Regions from separate parts of the Homo sapiens genome. Here region 1 is linked to region 2. Evidence: read pairs that join two places in POLR2A ChIA-PET (ENCODE). Cell type or tissue: PC-3. All regions are shown on one strand. Each heading gives the region's core, and the rest is flanking DNA. Links, peaks and the distances in the headings are about the cores only.

The links. ChIA-PET counts read pairs that join two places held together with the same protein. Peaks named below come from ENCODE experiments on the same cell type or tissue, not always from the same donor. Only the 100,000 strongest peaks of a DNase experiment are listed, where the experiment ranks them.
Region 1: POLR2A ChIA-PET joins it to region 2 with 5 read pairs; 1 of 35 experiments calls an interaction of 5 or more read pairs at or near these places.

Annotation. Positions count from the first base shown.
Region 1 is chr5:147,639,152-147,647,232 of GRCh38, forward strand. JAKMIP2 (janus kinase and microtubule interacting protein 2) reads right to left here. Exons shown (of 22, transcript NM_001270941.2): 6 at 5,699-5,845; 7 at 4,907-5,047; 8 at 2,557-2,613; 9 at 1,553-1,672; 10 at 481-609. The region is part of intron 3 of JAKMIP2-AS1 (JAKMIP2 antisense RNA 1); the gene reads left to right. Among named protein-coding and RNA genes, the nearest start is that of JAKMIP2-AS1, 83 kb to the left of the region's middle. In PC-3, for the core only: no CTCF peak of the experiment used is centred there; no DNase peak of the experiment used is centred there; H3K4me3 peaks cover 542 bases; H3K27me3 peaks cover 1,010 bases.
Region 2 is chr5:148,165,522-148,173,602 of GRCh38, forward strand. It overlaps SPINK14 (serine peptidase inhibitor Kazal type 14 (putative)), which reads left to right and starts at 3,025. Exons shown (of 5, transcript NM_001001325.2): 1 at 3,025-3,046; 2 at 4,140-4,278; 3 at 5,409-5,452. The coding sequence starts at 4,212. In PC-3, for the core only: no CTCF peak of the experiment used is centred there; a DNase peak (open chromatin) is centred at 4,800; H3K27ac peaks cover 216 bases.

The DNA of each region.
Region 1 (8,081 bases), core at 1,276-6,275, 530 kb before region 2:
TGTCAAATTTCTCTTTTATAAAATATCTGCCTTAGGGGACTGTCTCAAGGGTTAAATGAGATAGTGTCTGTGAAAATTCTGGTAAGTTGTCATACGTAAACGCTGGGCACTTATTAACGAAGAGAAGACACTGGCTCACTATTGCTTTTGAAAGATAAAAAAGTTCTTTTTCTAAGCAAGAAACTAAAAAATGGCTTAACAAAATCCAATATTGTCTAGCTTTGAAAATGTATGTTTTCAAACAGCAAGAACAAGAACTATGTACTCAACTATCTTTAAAAGAACAAAAGCATTGATCTAAGCTGGTTCTAATGTTTCTAGAGTCAAGGTTTGTTGACATAAAAGCTATAACAATTCAAAAGCTGCAGAGGAGAGAAGAATACAGGGAAAGCTGTCTTATTGATATTTTTATGTCCACAGTGCTTTTATGCTGTGACTGCTGCACGCTAATTCAGAGCACTCTCACAGATACACACTAACCTTGGCTTCTCGTTCAGCGTCGATGATGCCTCCCGTCTGCTCCTGTAGGAGGGCATATGCTCTTTGGAGGGCCTGATATTCTTTTGTTAATTGTCGAAATCTTAGTTCAGATTCTTCAGCTGCTAAACTCTTGAGGTTAAGAAAAAAAGCCCCAAAACAATTGTGTTATGTTCAGGTCCTGTTTTCAATGTGAAATATTAACATTTGCCCACTTTTTACAAGAAGTAAAAGGTTGTTTAACAGTCTATTTGATTTTATTTTTAGCTCTGAAGTGTATATACGGGCACAAATACTGTAATACTTTCAAGATGGACACTGCAGAAATACATAAATATTTATTTTAGTAAAAGAAGCATTTAGCATTTGATACATTTCTCATTGTTAATCATTTGAGCTTAGAATGTAGTCAATTTTGGATCCAAATAAGAAAAAGTCATATCCAGATTTTGGACCTAAATTTGAGGAAATGATACCCTAGAATTTTCTTATTTCTTTTCAGTATGTTCATCTCCAGCAACTTGTTTTTTCCCCCAGATAAATCATAAAATCTGTTTTATTGCATTACATCTTAAACTTCAGGACATAACATAATCAGCAGGGAATTTTGGGAAACAATGCAGACTGGGGTGTTTCACTCCTAAGATCCTGAGTCAGGAGTTGCATGGTAGAGTCCAGGACTTTTCATTGTAACTGAGCCCTCTAGATCATTCTGATGAGGATGGTCCACAGAACACACTTCACTCAACAGTGTCAGACCACATCCAAAAGCCTGCTAAGGCCTCTTGGGTTCCTACCTTCCCTAGATAAAGAATATTGGAAAGTAACTTTTATTTTGAAAGAAGTCTTCAAATTAGAGAGTTGAACTGGAGAGAAATTTCTAAAAGGTTTACCTGCTATAAGTGAAGCTATTTTTCAAGAGATAATAAAGTGCAGCCTCAAAATTGTTTACTATTATGAGATCACTTTGTGCTGTTTATATAAAGGAGATGAAAAGTGAAATCCTTTTTCTTCCCCCTTAAATCAAAGATTTGGTGACAATATCACCCTAGGCTAGAGAAGTAGAAAAGCTTACTTCATCCAAGTCATCATCAGGAGTAGCTGGTGTTCTGTCTGTTCTAAATGAGGCCATGGATGATGTCTCTGAATCCATAGAGTCCTCATCATAGCCAATAAACGGGTCCAAAACAGGCCTCTAAATGGAGGGAAAGTACCTATTTACTGACATAGCTAACAGTAGGGAAAGTTGAACGTTAAAATACTGTCAACTGGCATACGTGTAAGTGAATATAGAAGACATGGATCCTCTATGCTTCTTTGTTGAAATAAAAACATTAGGCATGAGCATAATTCCAATAAGTGTTTCTCTCATATTATTTCACTTCTGACATCTTAAGAAAAATTCATAATATGTAGCTTTTTTCATAGAAACACTGAAACCTCTTTCATATTACATTTTATATCATGATGAGCTAGTGTGGTTTACTCTTTCCTGTATTTAAACTATGACCAAAGGATTTTGAAAACTCAGGTATCTATGTGATGGAGATGATCAAATCTTAAGCCTTGTCATCCAAGTCCACATTAAAAACCAATGGTATACTTGGTAAAAACCAAAATAAAAATCAAATAGACAAACTGAATAACAAAACTTTGTGGATTATAAGAGGCTATACAGATATTGATGGATTGGGAGCATTGCTATCAATAAGATTGTCTGAATGAATAATGAAAATGTATTAATTGTCATAAGTGGGAGACATCAAATCATGTGCATTTCTTGAATATGACTCTCCAACTTGTCAGGTAATCCTTTCTACATCAAACCTAGGGGCATCTCCATTTAGAGAAAGTTATATTAAAGCAAACCCCTTTCAGGTTAAAATTTACAACATAATCATTTTTAGACTTCGAAGAAATGTCAACAGAAAATATTTTCTTCTAGCAAATAATGCCCATGGTTTGCTGCAACAGTTCTGGAACACCTGATTCATCACATCTTTGTAGGAAGATTCCATGCCAAGCCTCATCTCTCTGGCTGTTTGTGGCAAATGCCTGATAACTTTGATTTCTTATTACCTTAATTGGCTTGGAACTTCTTCTATGCTTTCTTCTACGGATGAGCTTTTCTCGGTCCTGGAAAACAGATGAAAGATTTTCAGATCCAGAATTGGTAGATGTTTCTTTATAGTTTTTTGCAAAGACAGAGTGTTCTTTCCCATAAGGCATTATATTTGGAATAGAATAAGACTTTGTTTTTTAAATTTTGGCAACTTTTGGGATTGATACTTAAATATATTCAAAACAAGAATCTTCTACAACTATTCCTGATGAGTTATGTGGATCAAGGAGCCTCATGATCAGAAAGTGTACTGTGTTCCTAATCAGAATCCTGTTTTATACTTGAACATCAAGTAGCTATGAAAATAGTTACTTATATTCCCCCAAAGCACAGTACTTTAGTTCTCCTAGATCCAAAATTACTTTAAATTTGTGTTAAAAATACAATTTCACAATAAAGTAAAACCGTATTCTTTTCATTTAGTCATTTGAAATGCATAGAAAGCTGTCTTTGGCCTATTTTTGCATCCTTGTTCTCACCTGCAGTCCCTGAAAATAGGACAGGGAACAGAGTAGCTAGCGGGTTGGAGCCATTTAGTGTTTCTGTTTTGTCTTCAGTTTTTAAAAAATTTTCTGGGAATCTCAAAGAATGCCTAGAAATATTGATCAATTTCATGATTTATTGTTGCTGTGAATAGAGATATCATGGGAATTTGGGGTTTATTCACTAAGCACTCCATGTATTTACTGTAAAAATTTAAACTAGATAGAATGTCTTTTGAAAAGTCCGATGAGTGTGCCTAAATAGCCCAAAATTCTATAAAAAATTTACAGCTTAATCTCAGGATACTCAAAGCCAGGCAAATTCCTGGGCTCATGAATTTGTAAAATGTATGAGTTATTAGGATGTGAAAATGAAATGAGGAAAACAGGGAGTAATGAGTAATCTTGTTTAAGCCAGTGGTGTTCGGGCTTTTTTTTTTTCACCTTTATAAGTAAAAATGCAGCCTCTATATATGAGACTTTTACAATTTACACATTATTGTGATGGTTAATATTGAGTGTCAATTTGATTGGATTGAAGGATACAAAGTATTGTTCCTGGGTGTGTCTACGTGGGTGTTGCCAAAGGAGGTTTAACGTTTGAGTCAGTGGACTGGGAAAGGTAGACTCACCCTCAATCTGGGTGAGCACAATCTAAACAGCTGCCATCACAGCCAGAATAAAAACAGGCAGAAGCACGTGAAGAGACTAGACTGGTTGAGTCTCCCAGCCTACATCTTTCTCCTGATTCTTCCTGCCCTGGAACATCAGACTCCAAGTTCTTCAGCTTTGGGACTTGGACTGGCTTCCTTGCTCTTCAGCTTGCAGATGACCTATTGTGGGACCTCACCTTGCGATCGTGTGTGCCAATACTCCTTAATAAACTCCCCATTATATATACATCTATCCTATTACTTCTGTCCCTCTAGAGAGCCCTAATACAATTATATATTTAAATTACCTTCCTAATCTAATGTATTCATTGTAACATATAGTCAACATAGAAATTTTAAAAAGGATGAATCATAAGTAATTATAAACAGAAGCTATAACCTTTCTCTGTCTCAGTGGCAGTGAATCACTTTTCTCACCTCACTCTGGAGACTATTGCCTAACTCCCTCCTTGCAATTCAAGTCTTTAGGCCTTGACTTGGTCCTGAAGTGAGAGCAACCAACGATGTCATTCACAGAACACAGATGGAGAGGCAAAGAAGAAAACCCAAAGGCACCTAGAGGTCTTAGTGCATCCTTACTAGCAACACAAACCTCAGCCAAACTCTGATGGAAGTAATAACTGCTCTACCCACTCAGTAGGTACTGAAGTAATGATCAGAAAATCTGGGCTGAAATTTTAGCTCTGTTATGTAATTATATTGTTGCTGTTCATCCAACAAATATTTGTTGAACTGTAACTATGTGCTAGACACTGAATTGAGACCTGGGAAACAAGGTATATATGTGATGTTGTTAGCATAGACAACATATTAAATCTCTGAGCCTCGGGATCCTGCTACTGGAAGGCAGTTACAAGACACACCCAACCTACCTACAAACTTATACAACGAGGCATTTAAAAGTTCTTTTAATGTGCTTTGCTGTTATTATTTGTGCTACCAAATTAGTTAACAAAGGGTTATAATTTAAAAGGTGTAAAGCAGTTGAACAATATAAAATATTGGAATACAGTCTCTAGAACAAAATTACATATTTAACATATGAACTTGGGCCTCTGGGGTTAAACTAAAATTAACTGCTTTCAGTGTATATTTTGTTGGCTACTTGTCCTTGGGAACAACTTAGGGTTTACAGATTGATTGACACGTACCCTTGTGAGCTCATCAATAATGTTCTGTTGCTCAATGACCTGAAGTTTTAGAAACTCTGTTTCTTGTTCTTCATTAGCTTGGTCGAGGTCATTCAGAGATTTTAATTTCTTCAGGGGTGGATGGGATGTTATTTTTTCTCTCTGGATTGGAAAAGAAGAAAGTACAGGTGGAGACTTTAAAAACCTCAAACTTTGGTTGTTAACATAAAATATCTGTAGAAAGTTTATGAGGCTCCAGCTAAATTTGGAAATTGCCCAGCCTGAATACACATACACCAACTAAATCCTCAAGCACATTTTATCTGCCATAATAAGTCATTATCATTGGGGATTGTCAAAGATCTCTATAGATGTATTGAAAGTCTATTAAGGAGTACATTATCATTTCACTTGTCCGCATATAACACAAGTAATGGTATCTATTTCCCAAATATCATGCACGATCTTAGAAGACAAGGTGTGCCTGGGGTATAGGTCTGTAAATAGCATGTTAGTGAAGTCATGGATGGTTTCTGTGGCTAAGTTATGTCAAAGCTTTCCTTCTCCATTTCCAAGCTTTGGAAAGTGTGCAAATTCCTGGAAGCACTCCTACAGTTTTGCAAATATAGAAACCTCATAAAATTCAGAGCCAGCAACCTTCTCTTGCTTTCTTCATTAAGGCTTCCTTGCTTACATAAGGAAAAATCCAAATAGCACTGTATTTTTAAAATAAGCTGAGAAATGGCAATAAGTCAGGTTATTAAGGTAATATAATCAAGGAAGCTGCAGTTTTGCAGAGTCTGTGATACACACCATTTCTGAATTTTCCTTGGTAACGGCTTTTAGTTTTTCTTCCATGCGCTGCAAGGACACCATCAGTTCATCGTTTCTCTTGGCGAGGCACTTGTTCCTTTCCAGGAGAGGTTTACATTGCTTTTCGGTTTCCCGCACACGTTTTAACTGGGAAGAAATAAGTGAAGATTTGTGTCTTGCGTTTGGGGGACGTGGGGGCAGGGGAGTAAAGTGGTGGGAGTGAAAGCACCTCTGGAGACAGCCTTGTCTCTGCTTCACTATGTGGCTGAGGACTGACCACTGACATTTCAATCCTTCATTTAACAGACTGTTTGCTTTCTTTTCAGTTTTCTCTAACGGTTTTTCATCACAGCCTTCATAGCCTTATATCAATCCATTGTCTTAAGGAAAGTACTCCAGAGACTGGTTTTGGAAATGCTCGGGAGGACGCGCTCTCCTTGCTTTCTTTCGCTTCCCCGACTTGTTACTCCACCGTGCTCAGCTGCAATCCCTGCACCTGGAATGACCTGCATTAGCTCAGAGATAAAGGAGCTCACCCAGACCACACGGCCACTAAGTAATGCGACCAGGAGCTGAATCCAAGCCTGGTTATGTCCAAAGGTCATTCTTTCAGAGACCTTGTGGAAATCTCCTGACTCGCACTACAGTTGTTATTTTAAAAGAAATTTTATCGAGGGGAAAAAAACCACACGTAAGTTTGAAACTCTGTGGATGTTTGTGTAAGGATATCAAATTCTCCCCAAGCTTAGTAAAGTATGATTGTATTGTTATCCACCCATAATTAAGAGTGAGCATACTCTCATTTGCTTGGTTAGTCTAAAGCAGGGTTTCTCAGTCTCGGCGTCTGTGACATTTTGAGCCGGATGTTTTTTTGATGTAAGGTGTCCTGTGCAGTGGAGGATGTTTAGCGGCATCCTTGGCCTCTGCTGGCTAGATGCCAGTAACACTCTGCTAATTGCGACCATCAAAAACATCAGATATTGCCAAAATCGCCTGTAGTTGGGAACCACTGGTCTAAGTTTATGAAAATTGTCTTGAGGGGATTGTCAATAGTCCTCCCCTTTACTTTTAAAACACTCCTTTTTGTATATTTCATGATCATCCTATACATTATAGATTTTCATTTTCAGCTTCTCATGATTAGCTTATTCTTTTCTTACTAATGATTCTGAATGTGAGTATGTATTGGGAGAAGAGCAAGGAAAAAGGAGGGCTGTATTCGAAATATTTGAGAAGACTTTTTAAAGTGCGCACTACTGTTCTTGAGATTCTAAGATTTTGGGAAGTGCTGAGGTGGAAGACTTAGCTAATTATGAATATTTGTAAAATCTCATCTTACGATTCTTAAACAGCACTTCTGCAAATCCATCTCAATCTCAATTTCGTATTAAAGAAATAACTCCATTTCATATTAAAGGCCAAAACTGGGTTTATTTTTACAAATAATCTGACTTAGTCCTGAAGCATTAATGCCTTAGTCCTTAGTGCCTGAAGCATTAATATTAAATATTGCATACATATAAGGACAATAAGTTATTCTTATTTTTTAATCTGTCTCTTCTGAAGGTCAATGATGTGAGTTTTAAATATTTAAATTTACTTATTAATACAATTCACAGAAAATGCAGATATACATAAAGAAAATATCTATAATTCTATCACATCATACATCAATAACCATAGTCCCACAATACCCAACAAAATGTTCCTTTTAAGATACACCTTAAATAAAACACAGAAAGGTTGGAAAAAAGTGTGTTTGTGTGTGTATATATGTATGTGTAAATATGTATGTATATATGTATGTCTATATAGTTATAAATACATATATATATACACATACACATGTATATGCACACTAACACTAAAACAAAAATCTGATGTAGTTCAACTAATAACAACGACTTTAAGCCAAGAAGTATTACCAGAGGAAAAAAAAAGCATAATGATTAAAGGGTCAATACACACAAAAAATATAACAAATATTAATTTATATTCATCTAGTAACATAATTTCTAATATATTATAAATACATATTATTGTTCTACATATAAAGTTAAATTTAAAGAACTAAGAAGGATATAGACAAATCTTTTGGGAGAACAAGCAGACAAAAATATCAGTAAGAATTGAAAAATTTTAAACAAGATTATTAACAAACTTCAATCAAACTGCAACTAATAATTACAGAGTATGCCTCCTTTTCATGTAAACATGTAACATTGCTAAAATTGACTGTATGCTGAGGTCATAAAGCAAATCTCAACAAATTTTGAAGGAATGAAATATACAAAGTACATTCTCTGACTATAGTAGAATTAAGGTAGAAATTGATACCAGAAAGATAACTAAAAAAATCTCTAAATGTTTTGAAATTAAGCCA
Region 2 (8,081 bases), core at 1,721-6,720:
ACTGAGAAAGACAGTCCTGGGTTGGGTTGTTAAACTGGCAAGAGGCTTCTAAAAGGATTTACAAGTCAAATGGATATATAAAGAAATTAGAGTTACACATTATAAAGTAAATGCTTCACAAAAAAAGGAGGTCAGTGGCTTAGAGTTAAGAAGCTTATCTACAGTTCAGTTGAGCCAAGGGGAAGGTTAAAGCCATAAAACCATCTTGGTCAGTCCAAATAACTGGTTATCCAAACCCATAGTCAAGACCAGTGCAAAAGAATGTACAAGTCTGGTTAATGCTGTCCTAGGGCTTCCCTAAAATCCTTGAGAAGGGGAAGGCTTAATCCTACAGCCTGGATGGTACCAATTATTTGCGTGGTATCTGGTGGTTTTTCTCTGAGGGATAAAGCATTGTTGCCACTTATCAGTACTGTGGTGGAAATATAATTGGTCATCAGAATGAGGTGGACTATGAAATTTCTAACCATTGGGCAGTGGAGCTGAGACTTTCTGCAGGAGGACAGTGGTAGAGCCTTAGATCAATCCTGTGACACTAGAAGATTTTGCACCCATGAAAGGTGATAAGAATCTGCTTTGGACAACAGGAGGAGGCACTGGGTTTTGAAGATGTGGGTTTGAGGTGAAATTGGAACACATAAATTGAATTACTTCACAGCTAGGGAGGCTGGAATTCGGTGAGAAAGCCCTAAGCTGTAGCTTTTGGAATTAGACTGGGTGTAATAGATGATGACAAAATCATAGACTAAGGATTCTCTGAGGGAGATATGATCCTTTAATCTTACTTATTGTCTTCTCCCAATATTAGTTCAACTGAAATTTGGGGGAGTTTGGAAGAAGTAAAGATGTTCTAGCCTTAATTATTTCCTGTAGCACTTGGTTTTCCTCTGTGTGCTTCAGGATTAAGCGATGTTTATAGACCTCCCTCTGTTATCTTGTTTTTGCATCTATTAAATAGAGCCATGTGGCCATAACATGCAATTCTCTTTATCTTAGAATATTTTGCTTCAGTTTTACATAGTTAAAATATCGGATTTGTGGCATTTTATTGTTTGATTCCTCAATGCTAATATAAATGAGAAACACAGGGGTCATGATTAATACCTAAATGTCACAAGATTCAGAAAACACAAATATTGGAAATTTCCTCCTCAAGTCTGCTTTCCTTGAGTAATTATTTGTTTAATGACTTTTCCTGTAGTGTGTCTAAGCTCCATTAGGGTAAGGATGATGCCAATAGTTTTCACAGCTGTACTTTCAGGGCCCCTCACAATTCCTGACAAATCAGAATCCCAGACTGTAGAAGACCTATGGAAACTCACCTTATGAGTGATGCTCTGCTAATAAAATTTGCAGCAAAACAAAGTTAAAAAAAATGTAAATTATTTATTCTCAGATGGGAAGTAATTTCACACTTATTATTTTTGAATGCCATAAAATGAGTCCGTGGCTCTGAATTTACAACACTCACATCCATATAGTGGCTGAGAAGAAGCCAAATTAAAATAGCATTTATTGGTGGCTTATCTGGCTCAGTTTTCAAAGCTGTTTAAGTGTTTGTTCAATTAAACCTCCAAAGAGCACTTGATGGAATGTGTGATTACCCAATAGCGCAAAATGGAAAATTCTGTGGTCCAGATAGAATAAATTACTTTCCAAGTTGACAAAACATTATAAATTGATGTTCTGATTCTGCGTTCAGAATCCTTTCTAAACAACAGGATGCATCTACCTTTCCAAACTGGGGAACAAATGATCTACTCAGGAAGATAGCAGGTTGTTTTCAAAATATTTCTTGTAAGTATGGAGCCCAGAATTACAAGTATGGAGCCCAGAAATGTGATGAAAACCACCACCTCTCTCATATTCTAGGTGACCTAAGTTCTTTCTGGAAGTTTTCAATGGGTTTATTTACAGGCATTTATTAAAATAAAATATTAAAAGACAAGTTAACTGAGGTAAATAAAAATCTGCCTATGCTAGCACTATTAATAACAATAAAAAATTGGCATCACCCTAATTGAGCAACAATTAAAGAATATTAGTATAATTAAAATCCACATATGTGATGGAATATGACACCAGGCATCTAAATTCATGTTCAATATATTTAGAGATCAAGAAAATGTAATAGTGCATTTCTAAGTGAAAAAACAATATATATTATAAAAGTTGAATATTGTAATAAAACATATGTACCTGTGTGATTATGTATATATATTTAAACTGGAAGAATATAATTTTATATATATTTAATAGGTACCTCTGAGTTGTAAGATTTCACACCTTTTTATTTCATTTGTATATTTTTTGTTTTATATATTTTATTTCATTTTGTATGTTTCTTTTTTTTCATATTTCTATTTGGCCATTTCTATTTGTATGTTTCTACTTGCTCCGCCTCCCTCTCTTTTTTGTATATTTCTATTTTATAAATTTTCTAAGTGAGCATATATTTTCTTTGTATAAGAAAAATAGCTTTTTACAGAAGGAATGGTAGAGGCCAGAAGTTCAGATAATAGGAGGACCTTAAGCTATAATAATATATCTTCCCTGTTAAAATGGCAAAGGCTCTGGGTTACTACAGGCACAAGGCTGGATCTACTGCAAATGGTATCCAAGGATCTCATCTGTCACTGCAACCTCCTGTACCAGCCTTTTCTTTATTAGATGTTTCCACACATGTTTTCATTCTGGTCCTAATACTGGTCCTGGTCTTGATACTAATTATTGTTGTGGAACATGTTATATTCTTTCTGCTTGCTCTTTCCTACTGTGGGATGTTTTCTCATGCTATTGCCTCTCTTGAATTGCCTGCTAATGGCTGCCCTTTCCAGTGATCTCTTCTTACCCTCCTCAGGTCTTCCCCTGCTGAGGTTTGATGCAATCTGAATGATGGATCTCCAGGGCCTGCTCAGTCCAGCACACAATGCCTCAGTGACTTTTCTGTCCTACGCAGCAGTTACTCTATTTCCTCCTGGGGCCCTAATACATGCTTCTTAGAAGGAGCACATTATATTCCTCTTCCTTTTCTCTTCTTTCTGAGGTGGGTCAGCTGTGACATGAGGGATGGAGAGAGTGGGCCTCTGTGTTTTGCTCTAGTTTTCTGGCTGCAGCTGAACTTGTACTGTTCCTGTTCCATTTCTGGAGGAAGCCAGGGAAAATATCAGGATGAGATGGGGGTGTGTTTAGCAAAACATGGTGTCCCAGATTGTGCCAGGAGTAGGCATGGTAGGCAACCTTTCATAGTGTACAAAGAACTTGCAATCATCCTGAGAGTAGAATACTCTGGCTACATTTTAATGTCTTAAGTAACACCTGCCACATCAGAGCACATCAGCAGAGTTTATATAAATTATCCATTGACATGTGTTGCAGACAGAGATAAAAGCCTAGAGAACATATGGAAGACCAGGCTACTTTTCTAGAATTAGGAATGGAGGAACAGTTAAATGTGGTCCTTGGTCAGGCCCTGGAAACTGCAGTTTCCATTCTCTGGGGTCAGAAATGTTGCTACAAGGAAAGTCCATCCCGAGGGAGGATTTGCTCTCTGACTTTTCCCTTTCTGTGTCTGGATTAAAATAGCTGTGGGACCCCAGTGAGATGGCAGATAATGATTTTTCTCCCTGTGAATGTCCTCAAAGAGTCTGGGATTCAACATCAGAAGATCCTTGGTATAGACAAGCATGCCTGAATCATCAGAAATCTTTGTCTTAATCCAAAGAGGTATTCTTTGCTTGACGAGCAAGTACAGATCCACTCCACTTATTGAGAAGTTCATGTTGTCTAGGGACCTCAATAGCCCCATCTTTTTTTTTGCATCCCCTCAAAAGATAAATTTAGGTGAAGCTTCAGGTAAGGAGTTGCTTTTTCATGACATGTAAAATGTTTTCCCACTAAAATAATACACTTATGCCCACAGAGTAACCTATGATTTACTTCTGAGTATTCAAAGATCTGTTACTGAGCTCTATACTTTTAATCAAGATAGTTATTCAAGGTTTAACTTTTTAAACATTTGTTTCTGAAGAAGAATGGAATAGGCTTTCCAAATACATAGTACTGAGGATACAATGGGTGGAGTAGAGATGGCTCTTCATTGTAAAAGTCATCTTAAATCCTGATTGTCTCTACTTTAGTGATTGTATTAGAGGGCAACAACCTGAGACAATATTTCAGAGCATCATTCCAAGGACACACCAGGAGGAAAAATGGCCAAATCTTTCCCAGTATTCTCACTTTTGTCCTTTATCTTGATACATTTGGTGTTATCTTCTGGTGAGTAATTTAGCTGGTCTTGGCCAGCAGTTGAAATTGATTTGTGGGCTTTTACATCATAATCTGAGAGAGAATGCTTTGAAATTGTTCTTTAACTGGGATGAATATATATATATGTGTATATATATATAAATTATCCATTGACGTGTTGCAGAGTGTATATATGTATATATATATTTATATATATACTCAGAGTATATGACAAAATGAAGGTCTCTGCCCATTGAATCAGTATTTTAGACTCTCTCTGTCTCTATATTTGTATATACACACATATACATATACATATATATACACACACATGTATATATATACTCTGAGTATACTCAGAGTATATATATGTATACACATACTCAGAGTATATATATATATATACACACACACACACACACACACATACATATATATATATATAGAGAGAGAGAGTCTAAAAGACTGATTCAATGGGCAGAGACCTTTGTTTTGCCATCTTTTGCATGCCGATTATGAGATTTAACTCATGAGGGCAAGGAGGCTTGGGTGACTCACTGAGGTAACATGTAAAAGTGACTAGCAATATAATATGCATACATGAGATCACATCTGGAAAATTTAGAGTGTTTGATTTGCTGTGTATTTGACTGGACCATTATCTTTTGTGCCCTCTTCTAGAGAAGAAATCATGTAGGGAGTCATAAAGAGGCCTAGCCTCAAGGGCTGCAGAGCTTGCTTTTTCACATATCTACCAAGAATTCCTGAGTATTACCCAGGTGTCTTTCATGCCTAAAAAAATATGATGATTGGGCCAAAAGATCACTTTAAAGTTACAGCATTGCTTATTTCTTTCATACATAGATTACCAGCTCTAAGTCCTCTCAAGTCCAAGCTAATTAGGAAAATTATTTAGTACACTGGACTGCCAGCCTTTATGAAACAGTGATGCATCTATATAGTCCCCTGCTGATATCAATTAGGAGTAAAAGATTTATTTCACATTTAAAAAAATGAATGAATACATGTATAAATGAAATAATGTTTTCCATTGCTGAAAACTTCCTTGATAATAAATTAGAACTCGTTTATTCTGCCAACAGATTAAGCTATGATTTAACAGGAATTAAATTCTGTAACTATTTTCATGTATTCTCTAGTTTCAGGCCCTAGACACTGGTGGCCACCACGTGGAATTATTAAGGTAATGTTCCATTAAATTTCCCCCCAGGACTTACATTATAATATGAGTTCTTTTTTTTTGGAATTGTTACTGTGGAAACTTAATGCCTCAAGGTCACCCGTAATAGTCTTCAAGGCCTATTTGTACGAGGGTGGTGGATACACTGCTGAAACAGTACCCCAGAGTAGAGATCCAAACTTGGAACCCAGACAACATTCACTCATACATACACCAGAGAACCCTCTTTAGTGCCTGAGAAATATTGAAGAGTATTGACAATTGCCAGGAGCATGACAGGTTCTTAAGAGCCTATGGACTTGGGCATAACATGGTCCTGGCTCTCAAGGAGCTCACAGTCTGATGGAAACAATGACTTAAAAGAATGCTCCTAAATGTCTTGAGATGTACAGAGAATGCCTATGTAAGTTGTGAATGCAGAAGGCAACTTCTGGATATGGATGGAAGAAAATGTGAAGAACAGTAGATACCTGAACAGAGCCTCAAACTATGTTTGCAACTTGGATGAGGGCAAAATGGAGACATCTTTTTCATTTTCGTCTACCTTAATGAGCACTGCATATAATGTGAGGTCAATCGATATTTGATAAGTGAGGGAAAAGATGAATGAGGGATTAAACTTTTCATTTTGATTCACATTTGCATCACTGTATTCCTTCCCTTTAGAAGTATTAGCACCTTAAGCTTTTGTCTAATTCATAAATTTTAAATTTTATTTCTTCTTTGTAAAAAAGTCTGTCATGAGTTGACTGCTGAGAAAGATATTTTGAGGGCAGCTCTACCTTCAAGAGACCCGGGGACCAGAATGTGAAGCTTGTCAGAGGCTACTGCCCCAGAAAATATCTGCAGAATTTGTCCAGGATTTATACCCTGGTCTCATAAAGCTGAGTTCTGGAATTTTCTTCTGCAGAAATTTACCTGCAGGATAAGTCTGCCTCATGCCCATAAATCCATAAACAATAATAAATGCGCTCACTTTTACTTATTTTCTTTAAAAAATATTTATTAATCACCTATGCTGTGCCCTAAGATACACTATTGAGGAAAGCAGTTATATTCCTTTTCCTCATGAACCTTGCAGATAACCAAAAAAGGAAGAAACCAACTATGATTTATGGTAAATTTTATAAATACAAGAAATAAAATGGTATGATAGAGAATATCTGTTGAGTGTAGAGATAACTACTATAAACAATGGGTTCAGGCAAGGTTTGTCTGTCATGGGGATATCTAAGGTGAGACTTGAAGGATAAAAAGTAGCCACCCAGGTGAAGAGGGGGGAGAAAGACCTTACCTACCTGGGTCACTAATTGAAGCCCTGTGTGACTGGAGCACAGACAGGGAAGAAAAGTGGCGGATGCTACAGTGAGAGCAGCAGGTGGGATTCTCACCTGAAGAATGCATAACTTCCTCCAAAGAGAGAGAGAGAGAAAAGAAGCTATATTTATAGACAACAATATAAACTGTTCTTACTCTTGTCTTTGATAACTGTATATTCTTTCAGATTCAACTATTTTATATCTCATTTATTCATTTGGCAAATGTTTATATAGCAATGACTAATGCCAATATATGTGCTGGGCACATAATGACTAGCCTAATCAGACACAAATCTTTCCCTTCTGGGCTTATACTCCTTTGGGGGTGTGGGATTAGTTAAATAATTAAACAAATGCGTTGTTACAAACTGATTAAAAGTATAAAAATAAATAACAGAGAGTTGTGACCGTATTTTAATAAATAGTTCTCAGAAAGTGGGTTATAACCTGAGCTCTAAAGTTAGAATGAGTTTAGGTTGAGAAAAAATATATTTGGTGGGGTGGTTATGACACGTCAGAAGACCTTGAGGTGAGGGAAAGATAAAGAATTTATAAAAAAGAAAAGCAAACTAACGAACTTACTAAAAGGGCAGAAAGCAAGGTAGTATCAGGTAAGGGCGGAAGATTTGGGAGGTTCCAGGTCACATAGGGACTTTTAGCCCATATTAAGAAATACTTTTTTATAATGTGCAATGAGGTTCGACGAAAGGACCTTAATCAAGGAAATAAAATGATTCAATAGAAGTTTAAAATATGAAACTTCAGGAAATAAGGAATAAAGGAAATGGAGGGATTAGTTGGGTAACGATGGTGGCCTGGCCATGATGGTGGTGTTGAATAAAAAAAGAGGGAAGAGGAATTTCTAAGTTAAAACATGACCCCCTTCTTTCCAAATTCCTAGCCAAAACTTTCTCCTACTTTGTGCGTGAGGTATTTTATCTGTACCAATCTCATGACACTTATGGAGTCCCTGAGAACACTAGCCTCAAGCTTCATAATCCCAGAGTCACTACTTCAATTCATCACCAGCACCAGCATTGTCCAGAGGAGAACTTCCCCCTGAAAACAAACATCCCTGAGTCCGGGTCCCTGAGGAGACATGTCCCTTCCTTTGTTTTCGATTTTTTTCTACAGTGTCAGGGCATTAGTCTTAGTGATCTTGCACTTTACAACTTTGAAATAGGAAATGGCTTGAGGATTTAGAGAGTGAAAAAAAAGTGATAAATATTTGAAATCAAGGCATGTGGATTCTTCCATTATTGATCTTCAGTTTTCTTTGCTGAGCTGTCATAGAAAGTCTCTAAGAATCTTTC